Regions from separate parts of the Homo sapiens genome. Here region 1 is linked to region 2. A link is a contact called in ENCODE Hi-C or POLR2A ChIA-PET data. All regions are on one chromosome and are shown on one strand. Each heading gives the region's core, a stretch centred on a gene start or an enhancer-like site at or near the end of the contact. The rest is flanking DNA. Distances are from core to core; before and after follow the strand shown.

What was found. A loop is a pair of places that touch in the nucleus more often than their neighbours do. ChIA-PET counts read pairs that join two places held with the same protein, here RNA polymerase II (POLR2A). Pooled maps may share reads with other maps.
Region 1: a map of K562 shows a loop between it and region 2 (2.3-fold over the local background). The contact joins the enhancer-like site here to the promoter of KIT in region 2. A Hi-C loop is called at or near these places in 2 of 168 maps with a recorded cell type or tissue (GM12878 and K562) and 1 of 50 pooled maps. POLR2A ChIA-PET finds 5 or more read pairs at or near these places in 2 of 52 experiments (Panc1 and activated T-cell).

What each region holds. Positions count from the first base shown.
Region 1 is chr4:54,582,075-54,587,838 of GRCh38, forward strand. No RefSeq gene overlaps it. Among named protein-coding and RNA genes, the nearest start is that of LINC02260, 22 kb to the right of the region's middle. Within about 2 kb of position 4,342, at least 2 of the 41 ENCODE cell types and tissues checked have a DNase peak (open chromatin) inside an H3K27ac peak, as active enhancers do.
Region 2 is chr4:54,656,251-54,662,146 of GRCh38, forward strand. It overlaps KIT (KIT proto-oncogene, receptor tyrosine kinase), which reads left to right and starts at 1,707. Exons shown (of 21, transcript NM_000222.3): 1 at 1,707-1,831. The coding sequence starts at 1,765. RefSeq lists a silencer at 992-1,286.

The DNA of each region.
Region 1 (5,764 bases), core at 3,092-5,591, 72 kb before region 2:
TTGACAAGGACTCATTTCATTGTATATTTTAGAACTATTAAAATATGTTCCCATGTGCATATATGCTACCTATTTAAATAAATTCATTAAATTAAAAAGAGTAAAGATGCAGAGCAAACAGGAGGTTAAGAAGAAGCAAAAGCTATTTGCAGCAATTAAGGTGGTCCTGACATTAACGTGGAGTGAGCGTTGTCCACCTGGCCTGCCGATCAGCCCTCTTTAGGACAGATGCACCACCTGTTCATCCACACTTGTCAGTTAGCACTTACCATAGCCTCTTTGTTCTTTTTTCAGACTAAAAAGATTCTCTCACATCAGGCACCACTCTCCAGCCCTCCTGGAGATCTTGATTCACTTTCTCTGTGCATATGGTTTAACTTCACAGCTACACTGTAAGTGATCTTGAGAAGAGGCACCTGGTCTTATATATTTTTTTGGAACCCATCCCCCACAAATAACTGGCTGCTGAATAAATATTTGATCATTAAAGTAAGTAACTAATAAATGTGAAGGTCCTGTTTATCTCAATATGTAAAATAATTACTAATGATCATGTGAGACAGTGGTGACTCCAAACAAGTTCCAGCCAATCCAGATTTTTAAAAATTTTTGCTTTTCTATTTGAATATTATACTAACGTGACTTGCTTATAAAATACATTGTCCTCAAAATTTGTAAGTATAATATGCACAAATCAAATCCTGTTTTCAGTGCTCCAGGGGCTCATTATTTAAAACAGTGTATCTCACTGTTTTTTCCTTAAAAATTGATATTATACTCCCATCGGTAACAGTATAATTTTTTTGATATGAATAACCATAGTATAATTAATCTGTTTTCTAAATTCAAAAGTCTAGGTCATACATTTCCTAAAGCAAGCCTCAACTGTGCCTGGATTAACACCAAAATGACTTTTTTTCTGGGTCACACACTCAAATCCTAACTTAGTCTCTCTTTTTATTTTTATTAATGGATGTCAGTGAATGTAATTATTAAAGGGGACAGGAGACAGGATTATAAAAGACAAAGGAATAATCTTAGAATATTAAAAAAGTGGAGGCCCAGGAGCTTTATATAACAATGAGGGGAAAAGAAAGACTGTCCCTGGGAGAAAAGAGGTCACTTACCTAGGAAGTACAGGAAGGCAAGTGGGCTGGAGAGGGGACTCAGAGAACAGAAACTGAACAAGCTCTTGCATCAACATTGAAATAAGAAGAAAGTGGTGAGGAGCTGTTTGAGAATCAGGCTAGATGAGGGCTGATCATCCGTTTCTGAATGTTGAAGGGGAATCTTGAATTTGAGGGTTTTTTTTTCCTCAAATAGGACACATCTTCGCCTAGAAAACCAGTTGTAGGGGACAGTGGTCCCCTGGAGATAGAGAGAGCTATATCTGCTGTTGTCTGCACCCAGAACAAATACAACATCCTAATGTCCACTATGTCCAAGTTGGTTCTTTAATGACTTTGTTGGTTTTTATTTTTGTTTTTGTTGTTGTTTTAAAAGCAGGGTATTTTTTGCTTGTTTCTTGCTTTCTTGTTTGCTGCATGTGTGCATTGAAGAATTGATCTGAAGCATGAGGACAAACCATTTCCTAGCCCCCTGCTTGTATCTGTTCATAAGGAAGCAGCTTCCTCCAAACAGCTCCTGTGTCCACTGGCAAAGCTGGCCTCACCTCCATCTTGCTCTCTAGTACTGATGCAGGATTCAGGGGGGTAGAAGAGCGGGGTAGAAGAGGTAGCCACTAGCTGTTTTCCTTGTTTGTTGTTTCTCTCTCCTATTGGGATGTGAGCTCCATGTGGGCAGGGATTGCTGTTTGTTTTGCACTAATACATATATTTCTAGCTCCTGGCACAGTGCTTGGCACACAGTGGGCACCTGATAAATATTTGGATTATGAACAAATGAATAAATTGGTTGCAAGCCTGACAGCTTGCTCTCTGAAAGGAATGGCAGGATTTCAGGGAGAGGGAGGTAGAGAGTGTCAAGCACAGTACTAGGCTCCTTACATGAGATATCCATTGTTGAGAATTCACCTCAGCTAGTTTGGTCATGTGACAGTTACTGGTTATTCTGGTATTAGTCTCCTCTGGCCATTAAGATGGATAAAAAGCCATAAATTCCTTCTCCTCTAACCTCCCCGCAACATACCGTGTACCATCTAGTAAGGTGATATGTTACAATGAAAATATATCCTGGACCAAGTTATTTGTTTTGTTTTTTGTTTTTTGAGATGGAGTTTCTCTCTTGTTGCCCAGGCTGGAGTGCAATGGCTCTATCTCAGCTCACAGCAACCTCTGCCTCCAGGGTTCAAGTGATTCTCCTGCCTCGGCCTCCTGAGTAGCTGGAATTACAGGTGCATGACCCCACACCCAGCCAAATTATTTTTAAAGTACAAACATTTATTAGCAGATGGCCACAAAAACAGTCACACGGGCTGTTCTTGTAAGCTTGGAAAAGCTCACTACTTGTCTCAGGACTTCTGACCACACCTTTAATGAGAAGCTCACTCGGAGTCTTTCCCCGACATTCTGAATGGTGGATCAGCCAATGCTCCCAATATGTCAGAGAAACGGAGCCCTCTCTGAACTACGAGATGAACACAAGACCAAACAGTCCGGGATGGATATGCAGCTCTGAAGGTGCCAGATTCTTACCCCTTCCAGCAACAGCAGTATGGCCTACTGAAACTTTCTAGTCAATGACATATCTTGAGCAACATTAATGTCACCAATGGAAAAAAAAATGTGTTATATCCCTTACACCGGCTAACAAACCTTCTGGTGTGTATTCTGTTAACGGATATTTGAAATGCTTAAACAGCCACCTCTGGGGGTAGATTCCTGATTAGGTTCTTTAAATACCAAATAACCAATAACCAACTCCCTTCTCTCACTCCCTCCCCTCACTGCAGGAAAAGTTAACTTACACATACACATAGGTTCATTTGAAGGTACTGTAGATTACCACATAGAACCATTCAATTCTCACAACCTTTCTGGAGTAAAAATAAGAAGAGAAAATGCCTAGAAAGCATTTATGACATGCTCAGCCTTGTTTAAGGAGTTGTATTCTAATTTAACCTTTACATCAACTCCACACCATTATTGCCCGGATTTTACAGACAAAAAAGGGAAAGCCCAGGGAAGTGAAGGAACACATCCAAGGTCACACTGCTGATAAGTGGTCAGGACCACGATTGTAACCTGTTGTTGAGTTTCAGAGCCCACACTCCAAACCACCCTATTCTGCTACGTTTTCTTCTGAAAATAAGAATTATTGGAATATTAGGTATTCCACGTCCCCAACATGTCTTTATCTCTTTTATTCTTCAAAAGCAAGGATCTAATGTTCCTGGAGGCAAATGTGTTCACTGATAGTCCCCACAGAAGTTGAAGGCGCTCAGCAACAGTTCGGGCGAATTTATGCGTGGGTGCCATTCAGGAACAATCAAAATTTCTAAAGGTCACATTATCTTTTTCATTCCAAATAGAATTTGATTTTTGAGCCTCAGGGGAAGAAATAATATTCTTAGAATTCCTTTACCACCTTTCAAAATCAAAAAATATCAAAACTTCAGGTTGGCTAAATGTAGTGACTAAAATGGGAATATTTGTTATATTTGGAAAGTAACAACTAACTCAGAGACAACTTTCTACTCTCTCATGCTGAAATTAGCTACCAAGAAACATCACTAGGACTCCTGTGACTCATTACTGTTGAGGAGATAAGAATGTGGGCTTTGGAGTCATCAAGACAGAGTTGGAAATTCAGCTCCACCACTAAATGTGGCTCTTCATGCAAACTACTGCACCTCTCTAAGCCTCGATTCTTCATTCATGAAATGAGAATGATGTGTGTGTAGTTCCTAACAGACTGTTAGCAGTAGCGGATTCTTACAGGTCTGCAGCAACCTGGATTCTTGCCTCAAGTTTTGTTGAGAGGTTGTGTGGTTGATTTCTGACCTTCTTAAATTATAAGTACAGGTATATAAAATGTAGGCTAGCTACAGCATAGCCAAAGCCCAGGAGCTGATTAATTAGCCTCAGTTGACCCAGCAAATAGCCTTGATAGAGTTTTCATTTAGGCTTGTTGATAGCACTGCAAGAGGCTATTCATCAGAAGCGTGTCAATCCTGATACTTGGTTGCATTGGTTCCAGTGCTGGAGACAAGAAAGCTGATCAACATGGGTTTCATAGATTCAACAAGGTGGTCTCTGGTGTTTTCCTTTCCTTGGTCACATTGCAGTTCCAGTTCCTATTGAGAAGGGTCTGAATGCTGTCCTTTCCTGCTCTCTGCCTTGCTGTTTGCTTACCACTTGAGAAGCGATGGGAGCTAGTGCTGTGACCTCCAGCTCTTTGCAATGTAATTGAGTCTATAAAACCATGAGTCACCAGGACCACATGAGCTACAGAAAGCTCACACAGTCCAAGTATATAAAATGTAGACTAACTAAAGCATAGCCAAAGGCAAGTCTTAGAGCAGGAGTGAAAGTTCGTTAAAAAGTATTAGAGCAGGAATGAAAGGAAGTAAAGTATGCTTGGAAGAGGGCCAAGCAGGAGACCTGAGAAATCAAAGTGCCCTGTTTGACTTTTGACTTGGGGTTTCATACGTTGGCATGCTTCTGGGGTGTTGCATCCGTTCTCCCTTGATTCTTCCCTTGGGGTGGGCTGTCTCCATGTGCAGTGGCCTGCCAGTACTTGGGAGGAGCCACATGTGCAGTGTGTTTACTGAAATTGTGTACATGCTCACTTGAGGCATTCTTCCTTTATCAGTCAAGTGTTTCTAGAGGAAGGTCATATACCAGTTAAACTCCACCATTTTGCCTCTTAGTGTACATGCTCAAGCCCACTCGCCCAACTCCTGAGATCCTATCAGGAAGCTTCTGATCACTAACTTTCGGTGTTTTCTATTTACTGGGAGACTGCATTTCCCTGGCACTGGCTGTGACCAATTGTTATTTTAGAGAGATAGTTTTGACAGCCACCTGACCATCACATGATGGTTATCTGACATTCCTGGGATCGGGGCACCTCTCCTACCCTGTGCATATTTGCCTTACTATCTATTGTAATAAGATCATAATATAATCGCAGTAATTATTAGGATGTTTATTATTCCAGGGAAATTTGTATTTATTCAAGCCTCCTGAGGACAAACAGCCAGAAGAGTCACAAAAGCAAGGATTTCCCTGACTTTGCAAATTGCCCTACATAGAAAGCCACTCCCAGCCTGGCTTTAGTATGCATATTTTGAGAGCCCAGTTTATTGATGTATAATCACTCCATATAGGTGGGTAGGAAGTTGGTTTATGCCCTAGCCAAGTTCTATGTAACTTGCTTTAGGTAATCAGACAGGGGAAGCTGAAGTCAAGTTGTTCTCTTTGGCTGGCCCTTCCATCTCATGTGAAGATGTCCCTTTAAATAGTGCTGCTCTGTGGATGTAAGAAGTAGACTTCCAGTTCAGGAGGCAGTTCAGGAGGCAGAACCAGAACCAGCTGGTAAGGATTTTTCCAGGGATGGATATGGACTCAGTGGAATAGGAAGTAGTGACTTCTCTGTTACTGGAAGCATTGGAGGAAACCAGTGATTACAGGTCAAGATGGGTGGAGAGGACATTCTTGCCTTAGGGGGAACATGGAGTTGAGAATAATGGGAATGTTAATGAAACATGGTTTCTATTTATTGAAGCCATGTGTCAACGCATATTTTAGTTCATTTAATCCTCACAGGAATCTCTCCAATTCTATAGTATTATGTTTTTCAC
Region 2 (5,896 bases), core at 457-2,956:
TGAGTGGTATCTTTTATCTGTCATCCTAAGAAAAACATGAGATCTGATGGCCCAGAGCACAGAGACCTTTGGTATTTCAGTTCTCCTACAGCCGCATGACTCGAACCTTTTGCTGGGAGATTGGGATGTAGGTCCCCATACTTGATTATAAGGACTGTGAGGGCAGGGGCCACATCTGCATATCTGTCTATTAATAATAGTACTCCTGGTACCTAGCTCCTCCTTGCTTCACAGCAGACACTAAACAAATGCTTGCTGAGTGAGTAAATACTTACATTTAAAGAGAGGCAATTATACACATTGATCATTTGATCACCCTCTAGCACTGATAATTTTTAAGTGATTAGCTTTAAAAATCATTTTTCTTACATCAACCTGGGTCCTCACACTATTAAACAACAGGAGAGCTTTCAATATTAAATGAAGTGGGGCAGCTGGGCAACTGTAAATTTTGGATGATACTTCAGAGAAGAGTCTAGGTGTATCTGTTCTATCCCTTTTTCTGATGGGCATCTGCCATTTATTTTTCCATTCTTAAGCTCTCAGGAGGGATGTCTTATTAGTTTATCAGAATGCATAGGGAAAGCTCATCTTTCTTGGAGTAGGTCTTCCAATAAGTGTTCAAGCCCTGGGTCTTCCCTCACTACAATAATAAACATACCTGCTCTACCCTCCTCACAAAGCTGTTATCGTGAGCATGAAAAGACGAGTCGCTGTGGGGAAGAACTATTAACCCCTATACAGATACTGTTGTTGCTTTCCGTTCAAGGATCCACCATGAGACTGTGGGTAAGGCACTTTCTGGGCAGTGAAATCGGGCTTAAGAGAATCATTGTACTTTTATTTTGCTCCTGGGACCGGCAAGGGCAGTTAAGAGCCCTAGCCCTAAAACTGTCGTCTGTTACAGAGGCAGAGAAATCATTACTGGGGTTGGCAGCGTTGGGGGGAGGGGGGAAAACGTGTATGAAAACCTGGGCTCCCAGAGCAAACTTCGCCACGCGCCCTCCATCGCCCCTGTCTCCACACAAGTCCCGGCAGGGGCTTCTTGGGCGGAGGCCACGCCGACCAATAGGAACCCACTGTGTTCCTACAGGTTACGAAGCAGGTGGAGAAATTGAGCAGAAACAATTAGCGAAACCGGGCTCAGCCTTTACCGCGGTGCCAGGAGCTCCTAACAGGCCTGGAGGGGAATGTCGGGGCTCAATTTCCTAACGCTCCCCTCCCCATCCCCATGCCACCTCCACGAGCAGCGGCGTCCAGCCTCCTCCCGCCCGAACGTGCTCGAGGGGCGGGCAGTCGACCTTTATTGTCTGGGGAGCACCTGGCAGGTGGCGGGCCCGTGCCCTAACGTGTGCGTGGTGCCCAGCTTCACAAAGCGAGCGGGCAGCACCTCCTTGGTCCGGGAACGGCCTCAGCCTGGCCGTCCACATCCCAGGGGTGGAAAGGTGGAGAGAGAAAGGGGCTCCGGAGTCAAGAGCGGGGAGAGAGGGCGCGCGCGCCCTCCTCCTCCCGGCGGGCACGGCCCCCCGGCATTAACACGTCGAAAGAGCAGGGGCCAGACGCCGCCGGGAAGAAGCGAGACCCGGGCGGGCGCGAGGGAGGGGAGGCGAGGAGGGGCGTGGCCGGCGCGCAGAGGGAGGGCGCTGGGAGGAGGGGCTGCTGCTCGCCGCTCGCGGCTCTGGGGGCTCGGCTTTGCCGCGCTCGCTGCACTTGGGCGAGAGCTGGAACGTGGACCAGAGCTCGGATCCCATCGCAGCTACCGCGATGAGAGGCGCTCGCGGCGCCTGGGATTTTCTCTGCGTTCTGCTCCTACTGCTTCGCGTCCAGACAGGTGGGACACCGCGGCTGGCACCCCGACCGTGCGACTACTCGGCGAAGCCTGTGCCTGGGAGGGTGGTACCCGCCAGGGTGCATCCGGAGAGAGGACTGCGGGCCCTCAGTGCCCGTGCGTTCCAGCCTCCGGGGAGACTCCAGGTGGCCCTCGGACTCTCCGGCGCCCTGCCTCGCTCACCTGCGCGAGGAGACCCCAGCTGCTGGTGGTGGGGGACGCGAATCCGGGGTTCTTCGGGAATGGGGACAGCAAGAGGGGGTTAGGCGTGAGCGAGGCTGCAGGCTCCGTGCGAGTTTGGGGTGGCTTTTGTGCCGACGTTGCGCGGGGGGCGGAGGCGGGGGGCTCAGGGGTTTGCACCGAGCGCCTTCTCTTGCCGTGCGAGGCGCGGCCGCAGCTTCCTTTTGTTAAAAGTTGCGTGTGTGTGACCGGCGCCCGGGAGGACCTGCCTGCAGGTTCTCCGCCGCGCTGAGGGCAAAGTTAGAGAGCCCTTTCTCTGCTCTGCGGCTACTGCCTTCCAACCGCAGGCGCTCTTTGTGCCCAGAGCTGGGGACCGACCCGCTGCCGCCTCTGCTCGCGGCGCCACCCGTGGAGACCAATCGAAGGCTGCGGCGTTTCCCCGCCTCCGGGTTAGGCTTTTGCGCTGGGAGTGCGCGGCGTGGGGCTGTTGTGGGGCCGGACTCCCGCGAGCCTGGAGGTGGTGGCGACAGGGACAACTTGGGCAGGGCGTGTGGAAAGCAGCCGCTAGGTTGCAGACTTTTTGCTTTCGTACATCCCGTGCTCGCCCCTTTCTGCCGCGGCGCCGTTTCATTCCTGCCGCGCGCCCCGGGGCGGCTGGAGGCTGTGTTTGCCGCCTGCTCCGGGAAGGCAAGGGACAGCGTGCTGGGACTCTGCGTTCCCTGACTCCAACCGCCTAGCACGCCGGCCAGAGTGCCCGGCCTGCCTGGCGGGTTCTGAAAGCCCCTAGTTCCCGGTGTCTGCGACCTGTATTCGCAGGTCCTGTTTTCTTCGGAAATTTTTGAGATTCGTGACCGCCCGCCTCCCCGCCCCCGGGACTTCTATACTTCAGGGCTGCCTGGGGGTGGGGTGGGAGATGGCGTGGAACTTTCTGCAAATCCTACTCAGTTCTTAAAGCTATAACAGAAATCCAGGTATATCCGCGCGGGAACTGGGTCTTAGGTGAAGGATTTGCAGGTTGCTGGAGCCCCTTGGTCAGATTCCTGCCTCCCGTTCCCTTTTTTCCAGGTGTCGCTGGTGCGGGCGAGTGCAGGTCGCCCAGCTCACCCCTGAAGCCCTGCTATCTCCCAGGTCATTTTTTAAAACAAACCTTTAAGGTTACCCTGATGATGTAAGGATAGAAAGTGAGTCTTAGCTGGAATCAAGCGCTTGAAAGGAAGCGGCGCAATGAACGGTTTTGAGACTGTCGACTACCGGTCAGTTTCTCTATAAAGTCTCCAGGCGCAGTCTGCAGCGTCCTGGACTTGTAACTATTGTGAGGGCTTTCCTGTGGGGGGCAGAGAGGCCTTGCATCTGGACCCCTGTGCAGCAGGAGGGGTCAGCAGGGGTCACGAGGGAGTGTTCGGATTCTCTGGAGGATTTGATCACCTAGCTTAAAACAACACATCTGGTCTTTATGTTTTTGTGCCTTGACCTTTTTAATATCAGTTAAGCTATGTGAACTAGAACCTAGTAGGAGACTAGAAAGACCACATCGAATATCTCCCTTTTAAAAAATTAAAAGAATCAATGGTTTTCTTCTCCCCAATAGATTTTTGGCAAAGGGAATTTTAAGGTCTGTCTCCTGGGGGGGCAGTGTGGTGTAACGACAAAGCCTTGCTCTGTCCCCTGGGTTCTCGGTTTCTCTGCCATTTCTTGGCTGCGTGCCCTTGGCCAGGTTGCTTAGGGCAGGTTGCTTAAATTCTGGGAAACGCAGTGTCCTCCAGAGTACAAGGAGGCATCTGCATCATGAAGGATCCTTTGGGTCCAGAATTCTCCTCCAATGTTCTGAGTGTAGACTCAGCACTCTTTTTAACTATTCCCCTGGCCCCTGTCTGCCTCTTTGAAATTCCTCTGCCTCTCCTGCTCACAGGGAAGTCATAGAGTATGGGTGCATCTGACCGGTCTGCCCCTGACTGAAGCAAGGAGCTGTGGCTTATGCTTACTGCCCTTCAATTCCCATATATTCCTCTGCATTGCCCTTTGAGGGCCCCCGCCCCCCAAGTATTACAGCTCCTGTGCCTAACAGGATGAACCTGCTAGGAATAGTGAATCATACCTTCCCCGTTTCGTTCCTGCAGGTGTGAGGCTGGAGTCATTCTCAGCAGCTGGACACAAGGCACTCTAAATTATTATCCTGCTGGAAATAAGAGACCCCAGATAATTCATTTATCCCTATTCTGTTTTTTCCCCCACTCATTCCCATTTTTTTTCTCATGACTCTGTAAATCATGTAATGCTATGCATTTATAGCATGCTTTCTAATGGGCCTTAAGTTTCGTATGACATGTGTGGTGTACATAGTTGTTGCTCTTCAGTTGGAAACTGTGTGCCAGGCCTTTTGCTTGGGGCTTTACCTATTTCTAGTAGTCTCAATGAGCCTAGGAAGTAGTACTATTATTACCCCTAACATTTTACAGCTGGAGAAACTGGCTAAGGATAAGCCCTAAATCATCAGTGGTGAAGCCTGATGAGATTGGCTGCATGTGCCCAGCTCTATAGCCATTCACATGATTCACCAGAATCTGTTGTAAGACTCATTCAAAAATATTTAATGAGTTTTTACTATGTGCCAGGGATTGTTGGAAGTTCTGGGAATACAGGATGGCCAATGTCACTACCTTCCCAATTTTGGTGAAAAATATTTAGAATTGCGTGTCTTATGAAAGCGGATTATTTGTGGAGGGAGGATTAATTAAATTTTAGCTTGGAGGAAGGGCTGTAGGCATTTGACCCTGTGGTATGTTGGCTTAGTTGTTAGCTATCTCATTCCAGTTAGCGTCCCTCAGAAATGAAGGTAAGCTGTTTCTAAAAGGATGATGCAAGCCAGTTAAAAATCCATCTCCCACTCCAAAACATAAAAATGGTCTTGTGCATAGGTGTGAAAGAGAACACCCCCAATAATGGCTGATGTCATTGGCTATTTACCCTGGATAGCATGGTGAGAAATAATGACAATCTACCATCCAAAGCCATTTTTTCTCCCAAAAGAAATTCTCATCAGAAATGTGCCAAGTATTCTGCGGGCTTCCCTTGGAGAACATTTATGTACAGATGTTGTGGTGGTGATGAATTTTGCTGCTGTTGTTGACAGCCCTTCGAAGTTACCCTTAGGGTTTTGACTCATTTCCTCAAGTCTCTTCCAGCTGATTAAAGAAGGACACGAGGAAATGAACCTCGGTGTCTCTAGCGGAATTCTCAGAGCTGGCCTGCAGTGTGGGGACCCCTTCAAGGTAGTGGTCAAGGCTGTGGCAGCTTTTTCTTCAGAATGAATGTAGTTTAAGAGTTGGCAGGCTAGGATGTGGGAAATGCTTTCTTTTGCTGCATTAATGTGCGGTAACTTTTAAAAGTTGAGATTGAATGACATTTGCAGGAATCCAAATATGCAAATTTCATGTGCAGTTTTGGTAACTTGAATAGATATTGCCACAGCTATAAGTCCGGATTGAAGAAGGCCTGGGGAAGAGTTAGAGGAGGTAAAAGTTTGCCTGGAGGGCAAATCCAGTGTAAATCTTTGTTGTACTTAGAGAGGAATTGAGTTGAGTCATAGAGAGGAATTGAGTTGAGTCGGCTTGGCCCAGCAGCTCTGATTTCTGACATTTTTTGGATGTGATCATACAGCTCATCTTTTGACCTAAGACTCTTAATAAGTAAAGAGCAGTTGTAATCTGATAGCCCGAGGAGACATGTTTTCTTTGGCCTACATGATGCTTTTTAGAAAACATTGAGGCGATATTAAACAATCTAGAGATTTTTTTTAAATCAAGATCTCTATTTCTGTCTCCTCTTTAAGAATTGAAGGTCATGGCCCCTGTAGATGAGGCCTGTGCTCTTCAGGTTGCATTAGGCTCT